Linked DNA regions of Homo sapiens: region 2 is linked to region 1. Evidence: read pairs that join two places in POLR2A ChIA-PET (ENCODE). Cell type or tissue: Panc1. All regions are shown on one strand. Links, peaks and the distances in the headings refer to the core of each region. The heading gives the core; the rest is flanking DNA. Region 1 overlaps CCSAP (centriole, cilia and spindle associated protein). Region 2 overlaps NUP133 (nucleoporin 133).

Region 1 (2,928 bases), core at 289-2,788:
AGCTCAGGTAAGCTCTGAGTTCATGATTATTTTGGTTTCCTTAAATATAGCGTCCTCTCAGTTATTTCTTCCCTGCTAACGTTTCTGGTTTAGGCATCAGGAAGAAGAAAGGATGTTTTCTGCTTTCAGGACTCAATCGCAGCATCTTTTGTTTTGCTCCTACCCGTAAGGCCCTCTTGACTCCTGTGTTGCTTGCACAAGATTAAATATCCTGGTTTTTAAGTGGATGGTTTTAAATACTAGTGCAATGAGCACTCTTTTGAGTTTCTATAAAATATAAAATTTTTTACTTTCCCTGAAGCCATAGATGCACATAGAATCACGTAGTTCTGTCTGACTTATTACAAAAGCACATCAGCCCTATGCCATACATAACACCCTGGTTTTTCCTTTGGTATTTATTTCTGTATCTCCAAGTAACATGGCTTTTATTGACATGTGATTGTTTTTTTTCAGTTTTTAACATTATCTATTGACTTTAATTCTTTTTTACTGCTCTCCTCACCCACACACACACGGCCCATCTCCACACCTGCACAATACAGTCCTCATAGAGTTTGTTGGATTCATAATTAGTATGTACCGTATTGTGCCCATGGAAAAAGTTACTCAAAGCTGACCCATACTATTTCCCATGATTCCCTTTTTTCTTTCACAATACAACCAACACATCAGGTTCACTATCACTCTTGTCATCTTAAGATGCCTCTCCCAGGGCCCCTGACCTACTTCTGTCTGGGCTGGCTGCTGCTCCTGTGGGCTGCTGCCTGGCTGGCATCTTGGGAGGGCCCTTGGCCATCCTCCTAGGACCTTTCTTGGCTTCTCTCTTGGGTTTGAGTCTCTGTCGTGTGCCTTTCATGTCATTTTCTTTCTTGGTTTACCCCTTCTTGGTGGAGCACATCTTCTAGTAGATTCCCAAGAAAGGATGGTTCAGAGGTTAGCTTTCTTTGAATGCCAAGAGATAGCTTTATTCTACCCTTACAATTTGGTGAGTGTGGCTGGGCATGGAATTCTAGGTTGGAACAGTTGTCCGTAGAAACTCTGGGGGCATTCCTCCTTATGTGTTATGACTGCTGATGTTACAGCCTGCCTCGTTATGATTCTTGATCTTGATCTTTTGTAGGTAATGTGTTGCCCTCAGGAAGCTTTCACGGTCTTCTCTTTGGCCTTTATGTTCTGACATTTTTCCTTGATCTAGATCTGTTTTCCTTTGCTTTGCTGGGCACTTGGCAGGTCTTTATAGACAAACTCATGTTTTTAATTCCCGGAAGTTTTCTGGAATTATTTTCTTATTTCTGTTTTTTTTTTTTTTCCCATTTCTTTTTTTTCTGAAGTCCTTAGTTGGATATTAGACTTTATCATTTTATCCTCTAATTTTCTAAGTTTTTTCTTGACAGATTTTCATCTTTTATTGTTTTGTTTTCTGGGTGATACTCTCAGCTGTATCTTCTAAATCTCTTATTACATTTTCCATTTGAGGGATCCTATTTTTCTTTTAAATGTAAGAGCTCTTGAATTGTTTTCTGGGCTGCCATTTATTCCCTCCCTTACCTCCCTCCTTTCCGTCCCTTTTTATTTCTTTTTACAACACAGTATCTGGTTCCTGATTGATGCATGTAGGGTTTTATCTTACTGAGGATATATATTAGAATTTTTCGTTTGTTTTCTTCTCTTTCTGTGTTTCTTCAGCACAATCTTTCACTTCTGCCTCTTTGTTTCTTTTTGCTGGTAATTCTCTATTTTCATGTTAGGCACTTTTCTCAAATGTCTAATGATCCTTCGTTTCTCATTCTTATTTAAGGGATGGATACTAAAAAGCTGTTAGGAAATTCTGTGTGTGTGTGTGTGTGTGTGTGTGTGTGTGTGTGTTGGGGTTTGGGGGTGGAAGTGCTTGTGAACCGTGAGATTCTTTTCCTCCCATAGCCAATATGCTATGAAGAGTGGTCTAGACTGTCTCCGATTCCTTACTTCATAGTCACGTTTTCTTTTTAGGTTAGATTTTATTTTTAGCAAAGTTTACATGTGCAGTAATTTAAAACATTTTGCTTAAAATGAAAAAAACATGATCCTGCCCCATTTCCCACCCATGCCCCTTGCTCCTTTCACTCAGTTTCGCTTTCCTTTCAGCATTGGCCACCCTCTTTTTATTTAATCTTATCTGTTGGCTTTTTGATTGTGAACATTATCTACTGACTTCCCATTATGGGAGATGAAGATTTAGCTCAGGATCTTAGCTCTGCCTTCCCTATTCTACCCCCAGACACATACCAACACCCATTTCCTCTTCTCCATATCCCCACAATATTAACTATATGATTGCTTTGTTTAATCTCTGTTCTGTGTTTGAATTATGGCTGTGTAGATATTTGCAGGTGAGCCATGTAATATATTCTGATTACATTTTTTTGTTAAAATTTATGGTTTTCCTGAAATTGATAATTGTTCCACTTTTTTGTTTGCTTATTTTGTTTTTGTTTTTTGCTTCTACTCCAGTAATAGGTTTATTAAAAAATAAGCTACCTATCACTGCCTATCACAGTTTCTTATTTCTTATTTATTTTAGCTATCACTAATGCCTGAAATGGCCTGATAGTACTATGAAACTTGCCATTTGTCAGACATATTAGGTATTCTATTCATCTGATTTTTTTTTTCCCTTGGAGACACGCACACACACATATATATATACATATATATATATGTATGTGTATATATATATATATATATATTTTTTTTTGAGCCTTTGATCTTGTTCCAGTCTAGATTTTATGCTGTCCAGCCTTGGCACAGCTGCTGAACTGGGCTTTCTTTATTATTTCCCTCCTTTGTGTGATCCCCTGCCTTGCACATCTCAAGTCTTCCTTTTGCTTGGCCTGTTCCTTCCTTTTGATGGAACACATCCTCTATAGATCCTGTAAAATATTGCGT
Region 2 (2,928 bases), core at 324-2,823, 120 kb before region 1:
GCTGGGCATGGTGGCTTATACCTGTAATCCCAGTACTTTGGGAGGCTGAGGCAGGTGGATCTCTTGAGTGCAGGAGTTCAAGACCAGCCTAGGAAACATAAATAACAAAAACATTAGCCAGGTGTGGTGACACACACCTGTAGTCCCAGCTACTTGAGAGGCTGAGGCAGGAGGATCACTTGAGCTCTGGAGGTTGAGGCTGCAGTGAGCTGAGATTGCACCATTGCACTCCAGCCTAGGCAACAGAGTGAGGCCTTGTCTCAAAATAAGTGAATGAATGAATGGCAAAAGACCTGAATAGACATTTCTCAAAAAAAGACATGCAGATGACCAATAGATGTGTGAAAAAAATGTTCTGCATCACTCATCATTAGGGAAATGCAAATTTATATCACAATGAGACATCACCGTACATTTGTTCGAATGGCTGTTACCAAAAAGGTGAAGGTAACAAGTGCTGGAGAAGACATGGAGAAAAGGGAACCCTGATGCACTCTTGGTGGGGATGTAAGTTAGTACAACCATTATGGGAAACTGTATGGAGGTTCCTGAAAAAGTTAAAAATAGAAATACCATATGATCTGGCAATCCCGCTTGTGAGTATATATCCAGAGGAGTTGAAGTCAGTATGTTGAAAAGGTACCTGCACTCCCATGTTCATTGCAGCATTTTCACAGTAGCCAAGTTATGGAATCCACCTAAGTGTCCATCAATCAGTGTAAATGATAAAGAAGATGTTGTATATAGAATACACAATGCAGTAATAGCCTTAAGAAAGAAGGAAATTCTCTCATTTGCAACAGCATTGATGAAGCTGGAGAACATTACACTAAACCAAATAAGCCAGACACAGACAAATAACTCATATGTGGAATCCAAAACAATTGAACTCATGGAAGCAGAAGAATGGTGGCTGTCAGAAGGGTGAGGGGATGTTATACGCACACACACACAGGTACACACATACACATATACATATATACATACATATAAGGAACTCAGCTCAATTGCAAGAAGACAAATAACCCAATTTAAAAGGGGAGATGGGCCGGAGAAGTTGGTCAAAGGGTACAAGTTTCAGTTAGAAGGAAGAAGATTATTTTTATTTTTGTTTTTTTAGAGACAGGGTCTCACTGTGTTGCCCAGGCTGGTCTTGAATTCCTGGGCTCAAGCAATCCACCCACATCAGCCTCCCAACGTTCTGGGATTACGGGCATGAGCCACTGCACCCAGCCAGGAACATTTTTTATATACATTGCACAATATGATGGCTAAAGTTAATAATAGTGTATTGTACATTTTAGAATTTCCAAGAGAACAAATTTGAAATGTTCTCACCACAGTGATAGGTATTTGAGGTGATGGGCATGTTAATTAGCTTGATTTAATCATTCCACATCACATACATATATTATTACTGTGTATCCATAAATATATACAATTATAATTCATTAGTATACAATAATTTTTTTAAATTTAAAAGCATTTCTTATGGATTATTTAGAATGTGTACTCCTATTTTCCCACATAATTTGCATAAAACATTCTTAATTTGTGATGGTATTGCCATTCTAATATCTCAATAAAAATATGTAGTCCAGGCTGGGTGCCTGTGGCTCATGCCTGTAATCCCAGCTACTCAGGAGCCTGAGGCAGGAGAATCACTTGAACCCGGGAGGCGAAGGTTGAGTGAGCTGAGACTATATCATTGCACTCCAGCCTGGGTGACAAAGTGAGGCTCTCTCAAAAAAAAAAAAAAAAAAATGTAGTCCATCATGATTTGACATCACATTAAAATCACAAAAATTTTAATGATGTGTCTGTAACAGTCATTGGCCTTTTTGCAATGAGTATATTGTTGTAATATTCAAATTATGAGTAAAAACATACAAATTAATTTTAAAATTTGTTCTTGACAGGATGTTCAGGTGAATATGTAAGTTTTAGAGCAAATGTTTTGTGCATGTCTCTTTTCCCAATATTTAGTGAGGATGGTTGATATTTTGCTGTGTAATTACTCTCAATGTTACGTACTGCTCAGTTTTTAGGTTTGCTAACTGTTGACTTCTCATTCATTGATACGGCTTAGGGGAGAAAAACAAGTTTGGGGTTTACTTACCTTTGTTTCAGCTTGAATTGGTACTCAGTATCTTACGATGGTTTGCATATTTTATTGTAGGCTCATGCAACACTTCTGGGTTTGGCAAATATGGAAACTCGTTACTTTGCAAAGAAGAAAACCCTTCTTGGCTTGAGTAAATTGGCTGCATTAGCTTCAGACTTTTCAGAGGATATGCTACAAGAAAAAATTGAAGGTGAAAGAATTTGAGCAAAAGGATTTACAAATTGGTCATGCCATCAATTAACTCATGATGTGTTCCTGTCATCAGTTAGCAGGATCTATCTCTTAGAAACAGGACCTGTCTCTAAGAGGAATGCATTTAGTTAATGTCCATGTGTAGTTACTCAATTATATACTTGGAATTTTTTTAGAGAAAAGTAGTTTGTATTTTAAATAAGAATTCCTAAAGAATAGACTCAAATGATTTTGATTGGAGAGGTCTGATTATGTACCTTTAGTGATAAATATTCCAAGGGCAAAAAGAACTACAAAGCAATCTTGACCTTTACACAGTGGGTTTGTTGTAGGTAGTGTGGTATAGGTGCAATAATTCTGAACTATTTTGTGTATATTGTAGATGAAAACGATTACATATAGTACAGTTGGCCCTTCATATTCTTGGATTCCACATCTGCAGATTCGACCAAACATCAAAAATATTTGGGGAAAAAAGAATTAAAAATATTCAACAACAATTAAAATTACAACAAGAGAATTAACAAAAAAATTAAAACAACAAAAATAATGCAAAATTAAAACAAAATAATGCAAATTTTAAAAAACCAATACAGTATAACAGCTATTTA

Evidence for each region. ChIA-PET counts read pairs that join two places held together with the same protein. Peaks named below come from ENCODE experiments on the same cell type or tissue, not always from the same donor. Only the 100,000 strongest peaks of a DNase experiment are listed, where the experiment ranks them.
Region 2: POLR2A ChIA-PET joins it to region 1 with 10 read pairs; 8 of 35 experiments call an interaction of 5 or more read pairs at or near these places.

Annotation. Positions count from the first base shown.
Region 1 is chr1:229,337,480-229,340,407 of GRCh38, reverse strand. The region is part of intron 2 of CCSAP (centriole, cilia and spindle associated protein); the gene reads left to right. Among named protein-coding and RNA genes, the nearest start is that of CCSAP, 4.1 kb to the left of the region's middle. In Panc1, for the core only: no CTCF peak of the experiment used is centred there; no DNase peak of the experiment used is centred there; H3K27ac peaks cover 935 bases.
Region 2 is chr1:229,457,548-229,460,475 of GRCh38, reverse strand. NUP133 (nucleoporin 133) reads left to right here. Exons shown (of 26, transcript NM_018230.3): 21 at 2,180-2,315. Among named protein-coding and RNA genes, the nearest start is that of ACTA1, 25 kb to the right of the region's middle. In Panc1, for the core only: no CTCF peak of the experiment used is centred there; no DNase peak of the experiment used is centred there.